Linked DNA regions of Homo sapiens: region 2 is linked to region 1. Evidence: read pairs that join two places in POLR2A ChIA-PET (ENCODE). Cell type or tissue: PC-9. All regions are shown on one strand. Links, peaks and the distances in the headings refer to the core of each region. The heading gives the core; the rest is flanking DNA.

The links. Peaks named below come from ENCODE experiments on the same cell type or tissue, not always from the same donor. Only the 100,000 strongest peaks of a DNase experiment are listed, where the experiment ranks them.
Region 2: POLR2A ChIA-PET joins it to region 1 with 16 read pairs; 5 of 35 experiments call an interaction of 5 or more read pairs at or near these places.

What each region holds. Positions count from the first base shown.
Region 1 is chr20:49,582,642-49,589,818 of GRCh38, forward strand. No RefSeq gene overlaps it. Among named protein-coding and RNA genes, the nearest start is that of PTGIS, 18 kb to the left of the region's middle. In PC-9, for the core only: a CTCF peak has its summit at 1,387; DNase peaks (open chromatin) are centred at 2,280 and 3,160; H3K4me3 peaks cover 892 bases; H3K27ac peaks cover 3,636 bases.
Region 2 is chr20:49,819,173-49,826,349 of GRCh38, forward strand. It overlaps SLC9A8 (solute carrier family 9 member A8), which reads left to right. Exons shown (of 16, transcript NM_015266.3): 3 at 3,889-3,969. Among named protein-coding and RNA genes, the nearest start is that of SLC9A8, 9.9 kb to the left of the region's middle. In PC-9, for the core only: no CTCF peak of the experiment used is centred there; a DNase peak (open chromatin) is centred at 2,769; H3K27ac peaks cover 2,528 bases.

The DNA of each region.
Region 1 (7,177 bases), core at 1,370-5,369:
ATCACTGCCATCTCTGCCTTGGTCTTCACGTTGTCTTCTTTTCTGTGTGTCTGTCCACCCTCCCTTGGTCTTCCTCTTACGAAGCATATGACATGCATGCTTTTAATACATGTGATAACATTTAGAGCCCAGCAAGATAATCCCAGATAATATCCTCATCACAAAATCCTTAATTTGATCATATTTGCAAAGACTTTACCATATAAGGTAACATTCACAGGCTCCTGGGATTAGGAGAACCTGATTTCTTAGAGGTCCACCATTCAGCCCACTGTACTAGCATGTGGCTCCAAGTGAGTGTCAACCTCACTGTGCCTCAGTTTCCTTATCTGTAAAATGACAGCAGCCACCTCACTGGGTAATTATGAAGATTTAATAAGTACTTAGAATGGTGACCAGCACATGATAAAAGCTTTGTAAATGTTAACCTTCAATAATATCAAGGGTCGGTCGGGCGCGGTGGCTCACACCTGTAATTCTAGCACTTTGGGAGGCAGAGGCGGGAAGATCGCTTGAGCCCAGGAATTTGAGACCAGCCTGGGCAACATGACAAAACCCAGTCTCTACAAAAACAAAAACAAAAACAAAAAACCTAGCCAGGCGTGGTGGCATGTGCCTGTAGTCCCAGCTACTTGAGGGGGCTGAGGCACAAGAATCTCTTGAACCCTGGAGGTTGAGGCTGCAGTGAGCTGAGTTTGCACCACTGCATTCCAGCCTGGGGGGCAGAGAGAGACTCTGTCTCTAAAAAAATAATAATAATAAGATTTGACTGTGACTGAAATTCGCACAAGAACAAATCCCTTCTCTGTCCTGTTTGCTCGCGCCTGTCTTCATAGCACCCACCATGGAGACTTGCACATAGTAGGTGCTCAGTAAATATTAAATGCACACATGCCACTATGTAGCTGTGTGGCTTCAAGCAAGTTGTTTCTCCTCTCTGGTCCTCAGTTTCCTTCTCCCTTCACGAAGAGCTTCTTGTAGGGAAAGTCCATTCCTCTTTCTGGGAGGGTGTGTCCCCATCAGGGGTAGAGGGTTCAGGGGTCAGGAGCCGGCCACAGCTGCTATCTCCCTGAGTCACCAAATTTCTCAACTTGAGGCCAAGTGTCTAAATATTGTGACTGAGCCAGTTAGAGATAAGATGTGGAAACATTGATTTGGCCCAAGCAACTGCAGTCACGGTGCTGGAGCCAGACCTCCCTGGATCTTCTCAGCAGCATGAGTGAGTGTTTAGCACCTGCCAGGAACACAGGCTGCTGACCTGCAAACAGATGGGGAGGCCCAGATGCCTGGCTTGGCAGCAAGAGCCTGCCTTTGCCGTCTCTGTTTACACAGCCAGCATCCAGTCAAATCTCTGTGGCTCCAGTGGAGAAACTAAGGCCCAAAGGGAGTGAAGGATGTGTCGTCCAGGGTTACGCTGGGAGACTGCTATCCCATGAAGCTAAAACCCGCAAGTCCTAACTCCCAGCCCAGCACCTGTGGGAACCCACCAGGCCCAGGGAGAAGGAAGGCTGGCAGCGTGTCACAGGCAGGGAGCGTGCCTGAGCAAATGCTCAGGGGTGAAAGACCAGATGCAAGCTCAAACACTAGAGTGAATGGGAGAAAAGGCCACGTGTCCAGGACTTTGGACTCAATTCAGAGAATAAAAGGGAACCATCGATGGTTTTAGGAAGAAGAGCAGCAGGATCTGAGAGGCTTTTTCCAAGTGCTTATAGACCACCAGCATCAGAATCGCCTACGACAGGAGCTGGGGGAGGTTGTCAAAATGTGGGTTCCTGGGGTCCACCCTAGATGTGGCTCCCCATTGTAGCAGGCCCCCTCTGAGGGGATTCTGAAGCACACCCACTGTTTTAGTGAGTAGGAGATGCAGCTAACATCCCACTTATAAGGTCTAATCTCAGACAAACCTGGTTTCAAATCCCAGCTCTGCCACTTACTTGCTCTGTGATTTTAGGTCACTTACGACACCTCTCTGAGCCTGTTTTCTCTCCTCCGTAATGAAACAATCTTAGCATTTGCCTCAAAGGTTTGTTCTAAGGATTCAATAAGATAATGTAGGTAAAGTGCTCTACATAGATCCAGAGCCCTCCTAGTGCTCAAAAACACTGGTTTTTAGAGATTCCCTTGGGCAGCAGTGGGGAGAAAGCAATGGAGGAGGGCAGGCAAGGAGGCAGGGAAGCCAGTGAGGAGGCAGCAGTGGGACTCCGGGGAGAGGTCTGTGGCTAGGGTGTGGACATGGTGACGGGTGGGGTGGCTCCTTTGCACCGTGCCAGGTGGTGCCGATCTTGTATGCTCGATTGCGAAAGAAGCTCTCTGGAGTTGGTCTAGGGCAGGAGAGAAGAGGATGAGCAAAAAAACCAAAAGAGGTTGATCATAAAACCCATATTCGCAGTCACGGACTGGGTGCTTAGCGTGGGCCAGGCCCCGTGTTAGCTGCTTCCTGATCTTCATCCTCACAACCACCTGACAGTGTGGGTAGCACTTCATCAGGGGTTGTTAACCCCGACACTAGTGACACTTGTACTGGATAATTCCTTAATTAAGGGGCTGTGCTGTGCACTGTCAAATATTTAACAACACCCCTGGACTCTACCCACTAGATGCCATTAACACTCCCACCTTCCAGTTATGACAACCAAAACTGTCTCCAGACATTACCAGAGGTTTCCCGGGAGGCAAAATCACCCCTAGTTAAGAACCAGTGCTTTATTCTCCTTTTACAAGGAGGGAATTGAAGGCTCAGAGAGCCAAAGCCCTTTGCCCACAGTCTCCCAGCTAAGAAGTGGCCGGATTTGAACTCAGGTCTGACTCGGAGCCCCGGATGTTAACCTTTGCCGTGAAGGAGGCCACATCTATGCAGTGGCAGGCCCAGATGGTCTATATGGGGGTCTTGGGGACAGTGGTCTTTTCCGAAGGGGCAGCTGGAAACACCTGCTAAGCAGATGGGCTGCGTGAGCGTTTGTTGGGGGTGGTTGTAGAAGCGATGATGGGGATTATGAGAGAGCCAAATCCCCCTCCAGAGGCTACCACCATTTGCCCTGGACAGAGGGACTGAGGGAGATGGGACGTGGAGGGCAGGCAAGAAGGACCAAGGTGGCACTGTTAGGAGAAGCTGGGTGAGGTCATCTATGCCTGGAGCCCCACTGCCGGGAGCCTCCCAAAAACACTCTCCAAGACCTTTGGGCTAAATATTTATCCTGTGAATGCTCTTTTCCTTCCTGCATGGGGAGTGGGGCTTTGGAGGTGGGTCCAAGAAATTTGGGGAGACAGAATCCAGAGAAAGAGGAAGGGGACAGGCCAGAGGTCAGAGGTCAGGAGAAAGTAGTCAGAGGCCAGGAATAAACATTCATCCTGGCATCTAAAGCCTTCCAGAGTGAGCTCCACTGCCACCACAGCCATCTCACTCAGGGAGGCGTAGAATTCAAAATATGTTTTTGTTTTCTTAAGAGACATGGGGAATAAAATTACAATTTTTTTTTTGGTCCAGTCTTTTTTTTTTTTTCTTTTTTGAGACAGAGTCTCACTCTGTTGCCTAAGATGGAGTGCAGTGGCGCGATCTCAGCTCACTGCAACCTCCGCCTCCTGGGTTCAAGCAATTCTTGTGCCTCGGTCTCCTCAGTAGCTGGGATTACAGCCACCCACCACCATGCCTGGCTAATTTTTGTATTTTTAGTAGAGACAAGATTTCATCATGTTGGCCAGGCTGGTCTTTAACTCCTGACCTCGAATGATCTGCCCACCTCGGTCTCCCAAAGTGCTGGGATTACAGGCATGAACCACCATGCCCGGCTCAGTCTTGATATTTTTAAGCAAGGGAGTTGGAGGTGAAGGGAAAATTAAGTCAAAAAATCTTACCCAGAGGACAGGTGTGGTAGCTCACACCTATAATCCCAGCACTTTGGGAGGCCAAGGCGGGCAGATTGCCAGAGGTCAGGTGTTCGAGACCAGCCTGGCCGACATAGTGAAACCCCATCACTACTAAAAATATAAAAATTAGCCGGGTGTGGTGGCGGGTATCTGTAATCCCAGCTACTCAGGAGGCTGAGGCAGGAGAATTGCTTGAACCCGGGAGGTGGAGGCTGCAGTGAGCCGAGATTGAGCCACTGTACTCCAGCCTGGGTGACAGAGCGAGACTCTGTTTAAAAAAAAAAAAAGGCTGGGCGCAGTGGCTCATGCCTGTAATCCCAGCACTTTGGGAGCCTGAGGAGGGCGGATCAGGAGTTTGAGACCAGCCTGGACAACATGGTGAAAACTTCTCTCTACTAAAAATACAAAACTAGGCGGATGTAGTGGCGCACACCTGTAGTCCCGGCTACTCAGGAGGCTGAGACAGGAGAATCGCTTGAACCTGGGAGGCAGAGGCTGCAGTGAGTCAAGATTGCACCACTGCACTCCAGCCTGGGCAACAAGAGCAAAACTCTGTTTCAAAAAAAAAAAATCTTATCCAGAGAAGAAGTCATTTTTTTAGACACAAGAATACTTTGTTTATACAGATGGTTGCTATAAAAGGCCTGACTTTGTGCCGATAGAGAAGATGGATTTATGGTGAAGGCAGCTCCTGAATGAGCTCAGTAATCAAAGTCAAGGTCCTGCCAGGTTAAGCTGCAGCAGGCTCCGCTCCCTACCAAAAATGACAGGCTCTGCTCCATCTGATGGGTTCTGCTCCAGATGATGGAACTCATAAGGGCATCATGCTGTCAAACGGTTTTACTGCCAAGACTGTTGTTCATGTGTCCAAAGCATCACGTCTAACCTCTAGGTTACGATGACCCCAGAGCTTGCAAATCTTGGTGGAAGAATTGCACGGAGCCTGAAGTATGTTTTTCATCGGAAATGGTGCTCATTAAAGAAATACGTGCCTGTTAGCCATCACTTGGATTGTACATGACATCGTTGATGTTGCGTGTGTGTGTGTGTGTGTGTGTGGGTGCACGCACGCACTTGTGTGTTTACATTTTCTTTTCCTTCTTTGTTCCTCCACTAAAGCAGAAAAAGTGTTAGAAGATGTTTAAGAGAGATGTGGAAACAGAGAGAAATGCAGTTTTATCCACTCTTCTCTCTTGTAAGATAAAAAATGTGTCTCTGGGCAGGGCGCGGTGGCTCACGCCTGTAATCCCAGCACTTTGGGAGGCTGAGGTGGGCGAATCATGAGGTCAGGAGATCGAGACCATCCTGGCTAACACGGTGAAATTAAACCCCATCTCTACTAAAAATACAAAGGATTAGCCAGGCGTGGTGGCGGGCGCCTGTAGTCCCAGCTACTCGGGAGGCTGAGGCAGGAGAAAGGCTGAACCCAGGAGGCAGAGCTTGCAGTGAGCCGAGATCCGCACTCTAGCCCGGGCGACAGAGCAAGACTCCATCTCAAAAAAAAAAAAAAAAAAAGTGTCTCTGGGTGTTTTTAAGCCAAAAGCCATTCTTCACCAGGAGGGCTTGTGGGAAAGCAGATTCTGACTCAGTAGGTCTGGGGTGAAGCCTGGGATGCTACTTCTCCAATGCACTCCCAGGCAACGCAGCAGCCGCCAGTCTGGGAGCCATGCCTGGGAGTGGTGGGGCCTTAGCACACAGTGTGTGTCCCTGCCTCTGGACACCTCCTGCCATCCCTGCTCTTCCCTCCCGCTGCTAAGTCTCGCCCTGGTCTCCCTGCCTTCTTAGAGATGGCGCTTCCTTTAGCAAGTGTTTGCTCCACTTAAGGATTCAGGGAACATCCGGGCTGGAGAGATGCTGGAGACCATCCCGTCCAACTCTCTTCAGTTCCCAGTTGCTTTTGTGGCAAGAGCTAAAAACCCAACTCAACCCACACACGTTTATATAGACTTGTGGAAAATACAAAGGGCTTTTTTTTTTTGGTGCGTTTTAAAATATAAATGGTATCATATTGTGTGCGTCATTCTGTGCCTGTTTTTCTCTCTTAGTAACCAATCTTGGAGGTTTTTTAGGTCAGCAGAGAAAAACCTCCCCATTAACAGCAGTACAACATTCCAGGATCTAAACAACAGCCTTGACATTACTGACATTTACGGCTGGACAATTCTTTGCTAAGGGGCTGTCCTATGCATTATAGAATGGTTAGCAACATCCCACCGGCATGATTCCAGTAGCACCCCTCGCCCCCATCAGTTGTGACAACCAAAATGTCATCAGACATTGCTAAATGTGTCCTGAGAGGCAAAGCTGCCCTGGTTGAGAACCATGGGGATAAGATGTAGAAGAGCAAATTCCAAAGAGGTAAGATGAGTTACTTCCTGGGGCACAAGGAAGGACTGGAATGGGGATAGAGAGTTCTCATTCTTTATGACTTCATTCATTCATCCATTTCATACATATTTATTAAGCACCTGCCATGTTCCAGACACCATGCCAGGTGCTAGGGAGGCAGCAGGGAAGAAAACAAGCCAATACCTTCCTATTGTGGCTCTGCCATTCTCCCTGGGGAGACAGACATGAAACAAACAAGGAAGACATCAGTACGGAAGATGTGCTAAAAACTATGGGAGAAAGTAGGACAAGGGGAGCTGGGAGTGCTGGGGCCCAGGTGGGGACTTCAGAGCCTCACATATGATGTTTTAATGTATTAAAAGGAGAATATCTCCATGAGTTATTTGGATGATTTAAAATTTTTTTATTACTTGAGCCTAGGAGTTCAAGACCAGCCTGGGCAACACAGCAAGACCTTTCTCTGCAAAAATTTTTTTTTAATTAGCCAGATGTGGTGGTGCACATCTGTAGTTCCAGGTACATGGGAGGCTGAGGTGGGAGGATCACTTGAGCCTGGGAGGTGGAGGCTGCAGTGAGCCATGATGGTGCCACTGCACTCCAGCCTGGGCGACAGAGAGAGACCTTATCTCAAAAAATATTTTTTTTTTAAGATGGATGGGCTAAGCCAGTCCCAGCCTGGCTCCCTGAAGCAAGGAGATCTTTCAAGGGGCTGAACCCGGGTGCCTGGGCAGCAGCTGGCCTCAGCCCCCCATTCCTTCCTTCAAATCCCCTTGCTTAGGACAATAAACTCCTCAACAGGTACCCTCAGCTGCACTTGCATGGAGCTGCACCGCCATCCCAAGAGCTCGTGGTGGGCCTTTGAGGCACCCTTTCTCCATCTGTGTGGGTTCCTCCAGCCCATTGTTAAAAGATAGTAGTAATGTCTAACATCCCTGTAAAAAAATAATCCCCATGTTTCTCGAGG
Region 2 (7,177 bases), core at 1,084-5,083, 240 kb after region 1:
AACATTATTTGACACATACATTTTATGGGCCTTGAAACTTAATGGAGTTATTATGATTGATATGTGTTTTATATATTTTCCATAGTCATTACTCCAGGCATGAAAAATTGAAAGCACACCCTCCATACCACACAGAAGTGTTTGCCCTTTCTTGCTCGGTTTTTTTCCAAGTGTACTTGAAAACGTGCTTGTTTTTGCATATACAGATGTATATTCGTAAGTACATGCAGAAACACAAATAATACATGTTTGGAGTTGCAAATTTGTTTTGACATAAATGGGGTCCCATAACTTGCCTTTTCATCTCACAGAATGTCTTGGAGATCATTGTATTGGTGTTTTTTCTGTCTACCTCATTCTTTTTTTTTTGTAGTAAATACATAACATACATTTACAATTTTAACCACTTTAAAATGTACAGTTCAGCAGCATCTAGTACATTCACAATGTTGTGCAGCTATCACTACTATCTAGTTTCAGAACATTTTCATCACCCCAAAAGAAAACCATTAAAAGCAGTCATTCCCCATCCCTCCCTTTTCTAGTCCTTGGCAACCACTATTCTGCTTTCTGTCTCTAGGAATTTGCCTATTTAGAATATTTCATATAAATGAAACCATATAATACGTGGCCTTTTGTGTCTGGTTTCTATTACTTAGCATAATGTTCTCAAGATTCATGTTATAGCATATGTTAGAATTGCATTCCTTTTTATGGCTGAGTAATATTCCACTGTATGGATATGCCACATGATGTTTATTCATTCATCAGTGAACATTTGGATTGTTTCTACCTTTTGGCTGTTGTGAATACTGCTGCTGTGAACATTTGTGTATAGGCTTTTGTGTGGATAAATGTTTTTATTTCTTTTGGATATATACCTGCAAGTGGAATTGCCGAGTCAAACGGTTACTGTATGTTTAACTTTCTCAGAAACTGACAAATGTTTTCCACAGGGGCTGCACCATTTTACAAGGGTTCCGGTTTCTCCATGTTCTTGCGAACACTTGTTTTCTGGTTTTAAAAAAATGATAGACTGGGCGTGGTGGCTCATACCTGCAATCTCAGCACTTTGGGAGGCTGAGGCGGGAAGATCACTTGAGGCCAGGAGTTCGAGACCAGCCTGGCAATATGGCGAAACCCTGTCTCTCCTAAAAATACAAAAAAATTAGCTGGGTGTGGGCGTGGTGGCATACACCTATAATCCCAGCTATTCGGGAGGCTGAGGCACTAGAATCATTTGAACCTGGGAGGTGGAGGTTTCAGTGAGCTGAGATTGCACCACTGCACTCCAGCCTGGGTGACAGAGTGAGACTCTGTCTCGGGGAAAAAAAAAATTATAGCTATCCTAGTGGATATGAAATTGTATTTTTGTTTTGTTTTGTTTTTTTTGAGATGGAATCTTGCTCTGTCTCCCAGGCTAGAGTGCAGTGGCATGATCTTGGCTCACTGCAACCTCTACCTCCTGGGTTCAAGTGATTCTCCTGTCTCAGCCTCCCATATAGCTGGGATTCAGGTGCGCACCACCACACCCTGCTAATTTTTGTATTTTTAGTAGAGACGGCGTTTCACCATGTTGGCCAGGCTGGTCTTGAACTCCGACCTCAGGTGATCTGCTTGCCTCAGCCTCCCAAAGTGCTGGGATTCCAGGTGTGAGCCACCGCACCAGGCCCTCACTGTATTTTTTAAAAAATCTTACATGTCCTTCCAGTGAATCATTGTATTTTGATTTTAGTTTCCCTTGTGACTATTGATGTTGAACATCTTTTGTCTATTCATGTCCTATGCCCGTTTAAAAGCTGTGGTGTTTGTCTCTTGGCTGTTGAGTTTAAGAGTTCTTTATATATTGTGGATAGTACACCTTTATCAGATATATGATTTGCAAATATTTTCTCCCCTTCTATGGATTGTCTTTTCTGACTTTATTCTTTTTAATGGCTGAAGGCTGTTACCTGGCATTGATGAGCCTTATATTAACTCTTTCTGTTAATAGTTTCCCCTTTTGCTCTTAAAGCCGCAAAGAGTTGTTTGATCTATTTATGAGAATAACTTAAATTTTTAAAAATCTAGCTTGGTACAAAGGAAGAGCAGAAACTGGTTCAACTCTCTTGGTCTATTTTCTGTCCACTTATGTGCTTATTTGCCGTTTTTTGTTTTGTCTAGACATTGGGCATGTTCATTAGTCACATGTTATGTTTATGCACTGGAACTTTTTTCTTGCCATTAGTATTTAATGTAGGATTTCTAACTAGGTTAAATATTTATATAAAAATAACACCACAGATTGATAGTTTAAAGCACAGAATGAAAAGAGGACAAAATGTCTACATTTACAACACTCTGGCCACCTGGTGTTTTTTGGTGGGATTAAAGAAACCTAATTTGTCAGTGCAGCCTCTGAGGGTGACCAGTTAACAGGCATGTGGATTGTTTAAACATTTCCTTGAAAAAAATAACAAAATTAATGTTAGTCCTGTTAATACTGTGGTTGATGAGCTGGTATACCATCTAGGTGCCCAGTAAAAGAAAGACATGCACGCTAACATTTGGATTAGGAAATTACATTCAGGAATAATTTTTGTGAAGTACCCATTTTTTTTGCCGGGGGGTTGGTGGGGGCAGAAATATCCCTTTCAAATCGTTTTATTTTACATCTTCTTATTTTCTTTCATAACAACACCTCTGTGAGGAAAGTTAGACATTATTCTGTTTTGGAGATTGAGGAATGAAGGCATCCAGCCAAGTGGGAGGTGGTGGGGTATGCTGTGGTTAAGAGCACAGATTTGGAATCTGACTCAATACTGCAGCACCTACCAGTGGTGTGACAGGGGCTGTGATGTCTAGAAGCCTCAGTTTTCTGATTTGTAATCAGAGAAGATAGTGGTAATGACAGCTAATTCCGAGGGAAGTTGGAGGATTAAATGAGAGAGTATTTGGGGTGTTCAGCCTAGTTCATGGCTCATGGGAAGTCCTCAGCCGATGGGAATGGCAGGACACAGCTGCACCCAGCTGGGGAGCAGGAGTGTTCCATATTCAGATCTCTGATGTTCTTGTCACCAAACCATTTACTTTTTCCTGTTTGTAAAACCCTTACTTCCCTCTATGTTAAGAGCCAGTCACATGATGGCAAAATAATTTGTGTCAATGCAATCTGTTGCAGTTACATTTATGTAAAAGTGATTGATTTCATTGACTTCCTCTTCACCATATAGTGTTCCAGTTGATAATCACTTCCAAAAAGTTGAAGACCATTTCTCAGAATCAGAAAAATTTGAATAATTTTAAATAATTTTATAAGGTTTAACAGCTTATATAAAAAAATAGGTTTCTGGCTGATCACCGTGGCTCACGCCTGTAATCCCAGCACTTTGGGAGGCCAAGGTGAGTGGATTGCTTGAGCCCAAGAGTTGGAGACCAGCCTGTGCAATGTGGCGAAACCCCATCTCTACTAAAAATACAAAAAAATTAGTTGGGTGTGGTGTCATGTGTCTCTAGTCCCAGCTACTTGGGAGGCTGAGATGGGAGAATCACCTGAGCCTGGGAAGTTGAGACTGCAGTGACCCTAGATCATACCACTGCACTCTAGCCTGGATGACACAGTGAGACCCTGTCTCAAAAAAGTTAGATTTCTGTTCCTCTTCCAATAACTACTGGGAAACAAACTAGTTCAGGCAGACAAAGAAGTATAGAGAAAATATAATAAACATTGTAAATGTACCTCCAGTTTAAGAAATGAGACACGAAAAACACCGCTGAAGTTCACTGTGTTATTCCAATTGTCCATTTCTGTGAGGACCCCCCCAGAAATAACCACTGACTTGAACTTGGTGTTTATCATTCAGAATTGAGTGTTTTTTTTAAAACATTGTATTATTTTTTTTTCCACAGCTATCTGCATCATATTGGTGCATTTACTGATCCGATACAGATTACATTTCTTGCCAGAGAGTGTTGCTGTTGTTTCTTTAGGTAAGTGTGTATTGGTGATTCCATAATAAAAGCAGTAACAATAACTACCATTTTTTGAGTGCCTCTTTAGTGCCAGGAACCACAAGAGATGCATCACATCCCTGATCTCATTTGATCCTCACTGCAACCTGCCCTAAGGGTGCTATGATCCCATTTTACAGATGAGGACACTGGGGCTCAAGAAGGGTAGTGACCTCCTAAAGGTCATGTAGAAGCCCAAAGGCCATACAGCTCTGTACAGCTCAAAGGCCCTTTCTTAGCCTTTTGCTTCTGGTAGAACTACCCTTGGGGAACATTGACCTCTACTGCTAGGCTAGGCTGACATCCAACTCAACTAAGGTAAGTAATGACACTTCATAGAATCACTCAATTTTATAGACAGAAGGGACTCTGACTTTACAGTTTAGGAGGAAGAAATGGCTCACTTAATGCCAGAGTCAGGTCTAAAGTCTTCAGAGAGCATTGTGCTCTACCCCACTTACATTTCTGTTTTGTTTCCTGTGCCAATTAACTGTTGAGATCTAGTTGCAGTGAATGAACCCGTGTAATAACAGGTGTGAATGCACACACAAGTTCATTGAAGTGGTTAGTGAAGGAAGAAGTGGGGAATTTCCGTAAGTGTAAGTTCAAGGCTAAAATGTGGGTGGAGACATGTAAGGCACAGTAAATAAAGTCTTACTAAGGTCAGCCAAAGCTTTTTATCAGTTTATTATATTGCAGTCACTTTTACTAGTTTCTACTTGCCTACTGATGGTATTTAATTTTTCCTGATCACTGCTGATGTTTAGAAATTAACTTTCATTGCCTGGTAGATCTTTAGTGGAGTAGTAATTCTTTCACAAGATAGTTATTGTTTAGATTAGCTTTGGAAATGATTGTTTAGACTCTGTTCACTAGCCTCCCCCTCCTCCCATCACCCCAGCAGTCCTACTACCTTGGTTCAGACTCTCCTGTATTTTCCCTGGACTTCAGTACTAAGTGCCAGATCCTGGCTTGTGAGGCTTCACATTGTCATCTATCTCATTTATGCCTTATGACCTCCAGGTGATGCCGTATTTTAAGGAATGGGCACCACTGGATAGTGTTGACCTCGAGTACAGGTTTCAAAACCAGTTTTACTCAAAAAGTTCTTGTTCTGTTTTTAGCATGTTTTTTAGCAATATATCTTGGTAGATTCTAACAACCTTAGCTAGTAAGATAGTCATAGAGCTCTAAGAATAGGAGCCTTGCTCATTAACATTCCTTTCTGCTATTAGGCATATTGAAAAGAACCTATGTGACTAATACCCATAATTCTGGGACATTCGGTAAAGGCTCTAAGAACTACTCCAAGGAATTTACAGTTGTGTGGTCAGTTTTATAGCTTCTTACATAAATTTGTTATCAAAATTATAGTTGGTGTGTATTTAGATATTATACACATGAAAATTAAAATGATAATTCTTATAATTTCATTTGGAATTTCAAGCTCCTCATGTTTCTTGAATGTCTGGGTAACTGCAGCTTGCTGAACACCAGTGCTTCTATTAGGACTTAGAGCAGACATTGTTGGTGGCTTACCAAAGAGTCATTTCCCCCTTCTTCCTTGAAAATAGAACCCCAAATTTGATCAGGTATCTTGCCACAGTGTGCTCAAGGAAGATGGGCCCCTCCAAGTCAAGATTGGTCTTTGCCATCATGTTAATTTCACTCTTCTCTGCCAATGATTAGTTCAGAGGGGTAGGGGCGGCAAGGCAGTGTGAAACCCAGTTCTGGCCAGTGACACCAAGGGGAAGCGTGATGAGGTAGTGGGTCCTGGAAAATGTTTTCCTCTCAGATAGTAATGAGACATTTCCCCTTCATTTCTTTGATGCTGCTGAATGAGAGTGTGATGCCTAGTGGACTGGTAGCCATCTTGCAACTACTGTGGCTCAAAGACAAAAGCCAGAATGCTAAGGATTGCCGAGGGGACAGATGGGAATCCCAGATTATTGATAGCATTGTTGCTTTGTTGAGTTGATAGCCCTGAAACTTCCTATCTTAGTGCTACCTTTTATATGAGATAATAAACATCTATTAGCTGTTGTTGACTTGGAATAAAGAAAAAAAACCAAAACCAACATCTATTGTTTAAGCCATTTTTAGTCTAGGTTCTTTTACTTGCAACTAAAAGCATCTTAACTAACATAGAACTCTTTCCATTCAAGGGACAAAACCCAATTCAAAAGAAAATAAATTGGCCAGGCGCGGTGGCTTATGCCTGTAATTCTAGCACTTTGGGAGGCTGAGGTGGGTGGATCGCCTCAGGCCAGGAGTTCAAGACCAGCCTGGCCAACATGGTGAAACCCCTGTCTCTACTAAAAATAGAAAAATTAGCTGGGCATGGTGGCAGGTGCTTGTAATCCCAGCTACTCTGGAGGCTGAAGCAATAGAACCACTTGAGTCCAGGAGGCGGAAGTTGCATTGAGCTCCAGTCAACGCCAGGGCACTCCAGCCTGGGTGACAGAGCAAGACTCTGTCTCAAAACAAACAAACAAAAAAAATTGGTGGGGGTAGGGGCGCTCACCTCTTGACTCATGTAACTGGCAAAACTACAGGTAGTATTAGCTTGAGACTTAGCTGAATCAGGTCTCCTGGACCCAGTTCTTCTCCATGCCTCAGCAGTGAATCCCTTTTCCCCGGCTTCGCTGTCAGGCAGGCTCTCTCCCTGTGGTACTCTGATCCGTTCTCAGACAGGCTCTTGGTGTGGTAAGCCCTTAAAGCAGTAACTGCAGTGGGAGAGAGAACCTCCTCTTCTTTCTGGCACCAAAAGTTGCAGGATGAACTCTGACCACCTGGCGACCTCAACTGGGAGTGGGGTGGAATGGTGTTGGGAGTCAGCCAGAGCTCTCCATCTACAAGGTTCATTTCTTCACTGATGTTGCAGAAATAATTGTAGCCTGAATAGCTAGGTCTTGGGAGAAGTGATGGAAAGGCAGTCTTGCTTTCAATGCTTACTTGCTAACTCAGGTGACTGGAAACCCAAGAGCACTTCCAGGGAGAGTGCTGAGGTCCAGAAAGTACTTTTTAAAAATTATGTTAGAGGACATTTGGTTAGAATTTGTAAATGCTGACATAGCTATCAAAGTAATTCTGTATTTCATAAAGCTAAAGAAATGGAAGGAAAACGTTTTTCTCCAGCTGGAGCAAAGTGTAACAAAATATTGAGATATCTACCATTTCAAGAATT